Linked DNA regions of Homo sapiens: region 2 is linked to region 1. The links are chromatin loops, found by intact Hi-C in ENCODE. Cell type or tissue: Panc1. All regions are shown on one strand. Each heading gives the region's core, and the rest is flanking DNA. Links, peaks and the distances in the headings are about the cores only.

Region 1 (2,933 bases), core at 210-2,709:
TAACATAATACAAATATCCTGTGCAGTGCTACCTCCTTCATTGCTTGCGGCTTCAGAATCAAAATGTCACAGCAAATTTTACTTTCACTAATAGATTGAGACTTGTACATTACATTAGTCAGAGTGAACAGTAGTGTGGTATTATGCCAAAATGGCAAAAGCAGGCACATACAACAATACCCTAAATTACATCTTGGTTCTCCTCCATCCCCAAACAATAACAAAAGGATAAGAAGCTTGGGTAGTTTATTACCTTTTTCGAGAAAAGTTCACCCTTCTGCAACTTCTCTATATGCATTGTCAAAATATCACATTATACAATTCACTGGAAGTGAACTTATTCCTAAATACCCATTAGGTTCCCAGGAGATGCCTTACATTAATTGTTTAGTGAAAGCACCCTTAGGCTATCACCAGGGAAGCACATTTAATGCATAAAAAGAGAAGTTGACAGAGATCCCTGTAGAACAAGATGCATCTACCAAGCTCAAGACTTCTCTAGGAAGAATCCTATGAGGCAGTGTCGAGGATGGTTATTTGGGGGTCGGGGTAGTTTTTCTTCTTTTTTTCTTAGTAGCACAAACATAGAAATTGTGTGGGAGGGAAAAAATGATGCTAGAAAATGATTAGAAAAATACTACTCTGTAATTGTAAACAGAATTAGCTTAAGTGTCTGGGTTCTGAGGCATCGATGTAGTTTACAGACAAAAAGAATTGCAAAAGTTAGAGACGAAGGGTATTATCCACCTAACGATGTTATAAAAAAAGAACAATGGCAAACAGTAGAGGGAAGAAAGACAAGTTTTAAATTTTATGAGACGAAACTTAGCAAAGTTTTAGGCTAATGGCCAAATAGTTTGATAGAGGGAGAAAAGTCAAGTCACAAAATGAATGACATTGAATTCTGGCAAAATATGTTTTCATGTCTGTCTGCCACATTGCCTCTCAAAACGTTTCTCGTTCTGAATATACCAGATTTTTATCACTCCCTTGTTTAATTACAATTGCTGATAAAACTATTGTACATCTATTATGCACTATTATGTTTGTTTATTTCACATCATTTTGTTTAGAATGTTTCTAAAAAGGAAATGTAAAAAAGCAAACAAAATATGTGCTTGGTGTCATAAACCCCTCCACCTCCTTTTTTGTATGCAGTACTGAAAAAATTCCACTAGAGGGGGCACTAGTAAAACAAGAAGCAAGATTTTAAACTTTTTCATTCTTTTCTCTTAGAGGTGAATATGACTCCCTTCTCTAATACCTGGACAGGAATATTTTGAGGAGGTTTTAGAAAAACAGTGGATATGCCACATGGAAAGAATTTTCAGGTCTTTAAAATACTTCTGTTTACTTTTTTAAAAATTTAATGTTAATGTGCTGCAGTTAAATATCAACTTAACATAAATTCCTGGTTAAATATAGACAGAATTTTATGTATGTTTGTATTATAACTACTGAAAGCTGAAGTCTTAAAGAAGAGATGTTTGGCCCATGTGACTTTTCTTTAGGGACTCTTATCATTACATATGCGACTAAATGACCAGAATGATTCTTCAGTTGTCAAATTGAATTTACCTGAGGCACAGGCATGGTCTTAGCTTCTGTTGTTTGATCACAGAAAAAAAAAAAGAAAAATTTAAGTTAATAGAAAAATATGTCATCTGGCACTTAATCTTTATTAAGTGCCAAAAATTTGCCAAGCATTATAAACCTTCATATAACCATTAATTTGATGCTGTGTTTTATTACTGTTATTTCTCTTAAGTCATATTCATTTATGAAACTTCCTTAGTTAGTGACTAACAATGTTAGCAAGACAGGGGGACCCTTTGATGTGTGAGTGGCATCTTGAGAATCTACCGTGAGCTTTGGCATCAGCGAGGAAAGGCCTGCCCACAAAGAGCTCCAGCCAGTCTCTCTTCCTAAACTTCTCCACTTCCTAATACATCACGTTCACAAAAACTTTAATTGTCAAATGTTGTAAAATGTCATGTTATATCAGATTAAATAAAATCATCTGTCCTAAATCCTTATCATAACACCTGGTGGAATATGTGTATTCAATAAATGTTAGCAAGAATTTTGAATTACCGTTCATTCAAAGTCATTCTTTGTATCTTGAAGTATATAGGTTGTTTAGATTTTTATGTTGTGCTACCTTTCTTAGTATTTCTATCCCATCTTTTTCTGACATCACCTAACACAGCTCTTCTGGAGGAAACTGGCTACTCCTTGCTTGAAGATTCTTTCTATCCTGACATACTAAAATGTTATGGATTGGTATTTCTTATGCCTTTTGGTAGACTGCCAGTATTTTCTACAAATGTCAGAAGAATGTTTTAGAAAATTATGTGTAAGTTCCCCTAGCCATCAAAATTTCATTGTCACTAAAAATAGCTCTAAGGAGAATAACCACCATGTGCTATATATCAGAGTCATTAGAACATTCGATCTGGAATATGTTCTGGGAAATTATTTAGCACAAATGCCTCAAACAAATGGAACCTGAGGCCTAGAAGAGTTAAATGACTGCCTAAGGTCACACACGAGTTGTGAGCTGGGCCACAATTGAAACTGGTATCTCTGTTCTCCTCTCCTCAGATTCTTTTTTTTTTTTTTAACTCAATTTATAGAATGGATCATTTCCTTGTTTGATTTGGGAAATTAAAAAAAAAGGTTTTGTGAGTAGATAGAAGGTGATGAAATGTCCCAGGCCTAACAACCATTAGCATAGCACTTCAGAGTTTATGAAATCCCTTTCAAAATATGGTCACCTTTAATTGATGCCTTGGTGGTAGGTGACGGAACTTTTTATGTTCACTTATACCACAAGAAAACTTTTCTCATATCTTTAATCAACTTCTTCATTCTGTTTTTACTAATTCCAATAGTAAAGTAAGAGCTGATACCCCTATTATGCAAAACACTGT
Region 2 (2,933 bases), core at 179-2,678, 470 kb after region 1:
ACCAAAGTTCTTAATGCCCCTGAACCCCAGGCCCAATCCCTACAAAATATACAGCCTTTTGGATCAAACTGCTGATGTCTGCAGGCAGCATGTCAGCTGGGAAATGTCACCACCTCTACATTTCCAGAACTGTGTTAATACTCACAACCTGTACAACCACCACCACCACTCCAATTAAAGCCTATCAATGTATCAGGCTTTGTGCATTATATGAATTTTCTAACATTGTTCCCAAATCAACTCAAAAGAATATCATTACCCTAATTGCTAGATAAGAAAATCAAGATGTAGAAATTTCATAAATTGCCCAGTGTGCTGGAATTCAAATACAGGCACATCAGCTCAGGATCTGTATTGATTCCCACCAAACTAAACTGCAGCTTTGGGCAAAAGGCTGAAATATATTGACTCCTATCAGCAGGTGTTATGAGTGTTGGGAGCATTTAGCAAACCTTCCTCTTCACCTCCCCGCATACATAACCTAAACTCAGATTAAGCAGAGAGAAGCATATCTCCACTTTGATATTTGGTAGACCTCATGGAAAGTAGCCTATTGGTTCTGTAAGAATCGCATTCTATCTCCACTTCTCTTTCTCAAACTTTTACCTGACACTTTCCAAACTCTTTTTAAGATTAACTACTTTTCCTTTCACTGATACTTTTTCTCCTTTTTCTTGTATCAGTATTTTCCTGCTTCCACACAAACACACAAACATATGAACTGATATTTTTGAGATCTACTCATTTTATCTCTTTACTTTGACTGAAGAATAAGAATATTTTCTAGAATTATTCATTTAATTATTAAAAAATATTTTATCTTTGATTGTTAAGCATCCCATTAAACTTCAGGAAGTCTTTTTCAGAAAGAATTTTTAAAACTATTTTAATATAATATTGCTACATTAAATAAAGAAAAAGATTTTGAACAAAGAAAATAGAATATTTGTTTATAATAGCTACCTCTTTATGCAAAAAATTTTTTAAACTGTAGAATTTAGAGAACACTTTCTGAAAAAGTTATCATGTTTCACACCTCTTAATGAATAGCAGATGTTGACAATGAATTTTAATTTCTCTATTTTATGTTTATTACATATATATTTTAATCAAACTGGAAAAGTGAAAGCAATTGTGAAGTCTTAAGAGCTTTAAAAGAAGGTTATTTCGAGTATGAAGTAGATGAATGCAGTTTTTCATTGTGACAACAGTGCCACCTAGTGTTTTATCTAAAACTATAAAATAAAAATTTAAATTTTGGCTGCAAATAATAAGCCTTTATTTATACATAGGCTAATATCAGACATTTTAAATGCGAGCAAAAGAGAAAATATTACTTTTTAAAACATCAAAAGTAAGTTATTAAAATTCTTATAGCCCTTTTAGTGTAGAAAAAGGTTAATTTCTCCTTTAATGAAGAATAGGACTATTCACTCTAGAGGCACAAAATTGCATCTTTATCATAATTATTCATCTAAAATAAGAAACTTGTCAAATTAATCTACTATAGTGAAATTTTGTCTTATTTAATTAGAATTTAAGGAAATGATATCTGTGAATTAATAAAATATTTGAATTTAATTTTTAATTTTATTTTTAAATAATAGATTCTTCTATATAGTTATCAAGATGCACTAACATAGAAGAAAGTATAATAAATGTCTGGAAATTCTGTAATTATTTACAGTCACTCTTCTATATGCTGATCTAGGCAATTAAGGTGACTAAGAATTATTAGTTTCTTCATGAGGTTTAAACTTATACAAGCACTTATTTTTAATAATATGGCAAAGTAATACAAATATAAACTTCAGCGTAGCCTTTGTCAAAATTGTCACAAATTCATTCTACAGTCTTGGTATTTCTAAAATAACTTTAAAAGGAAATATTTTACAAAACTTATTTAACTAGTTACAAATATATACTTACAATGTAAGCATTCAAAGTTTGTTAATGCAATTAATATTTGTTCAAAGGGTAACTACTTCTCTATGAAAGGCATCTAAAGCTCAAATTTAAATGACTTAGGATTTTGTTTCCTGAACACTTCAAACTGTTCTCTAAAATAACTCTCCTTTTCCCATTATGCATAGAAACAGCTCAATACTTTCCATGAGCATGAGCAGAAAATTATTTGACTGCTCTTCTGTGATATTTCACTGCTTCATGGGGCATGAATTGCATTAAGACCAAAATAAAAGAGGCTAATAATAAACACTAGACTTCCTTTTCTTTTCTTTGCACATAATATATGCTCAACAAATGTTTACTTGTACTCCCATTCCCTGTTTAACTGAGTATTACGTTATATTTCATTTATCTAATATTTACTTCCTCAAGTTTTGTAGATAATAAATGGGATTCTCTTTTATTTTTATGCTAAACACAACCTCAGCCTCCTCTTGCATAATTTGTTGTTAGTCTTATGCCTAATTTATGATCCAGGAAGGTGAGATACACAGCATATTCATAAGAGAGTTTGTGGCAAATGCTGTTAGTTAACCCAATATATTACCGGCCTCATTCTCATTTGCTCACCTTTCTTACAGAAGCATGCCAGGAACCCCAAGTGCTTCTTGGAAAGCATTGGGTTATTCTATAAAGGACTGAATGAATTACTGGCTCTATCTTTCCTTTCCTCTCTTCTTCTTCCCTTGAACATGAACTTGATGCCCATAGCTTTAGCAGCTGTCTCAAATCTGTTACAGAATGACCAAGATAATTTTAGAAAATTCCAGTCCTGATACAATTAACTACTGAATTAAATCCAGCAGACACTTATTCCAGATTTCCTGTTATGTGAAAGAAGAAACAAAAATTTAAGTCATTAGTCACTGGGTTTTGTAATACTTGCAGCTGAAAATCATCCTGAGTTGTCTAGAAGTAGAGGTTCAGATTATAGTAATTAAACCTCTAGGCACATTAACCTGAAT

The links. A loop is a pair of places that touch in the nucleus more often than their neighbours do. Peaks named below come from ENCODE experiments on the same cell type or tissue, not always from the same donor. Only the 100,000 strongest peaks of a DNase experiment are listed, where the experiment ranks them.
Region 2: a loop joins it to region 1, with 7 times the contacts of the local background. A loop is called at or near these places in 62 of 110 quality-filtered maps.

Annotation. Positions count from the first base shown.
Region 1 is chr6:50,600,628-50,603,560 of GRCh38, reverse strand. No RefSeq gene overlaps it. Among named protein-coding and RNA genes, the nearest start is that of TFAP2D, 110 kb to the left of the region's middle. In Panc1, for the core only: CTCF peaks have their summits at 963 and 1,172 (motif pointing right); a DNase peak (open chromatin) is centred at 1,170.
Region 2 is chr6:50,126,904-50,129,836 of GRCh38, reverse strand. No RefSeq gene overlaps it. Among named protein-coding and RNA genes, the nearest start is that of DEFB112, 78 kb to the right of the region's middle. In Panc1, for the core only: no CTCF peak of the experiment used is centred there; a DNase peak (open chromatin) is centred at 1,195.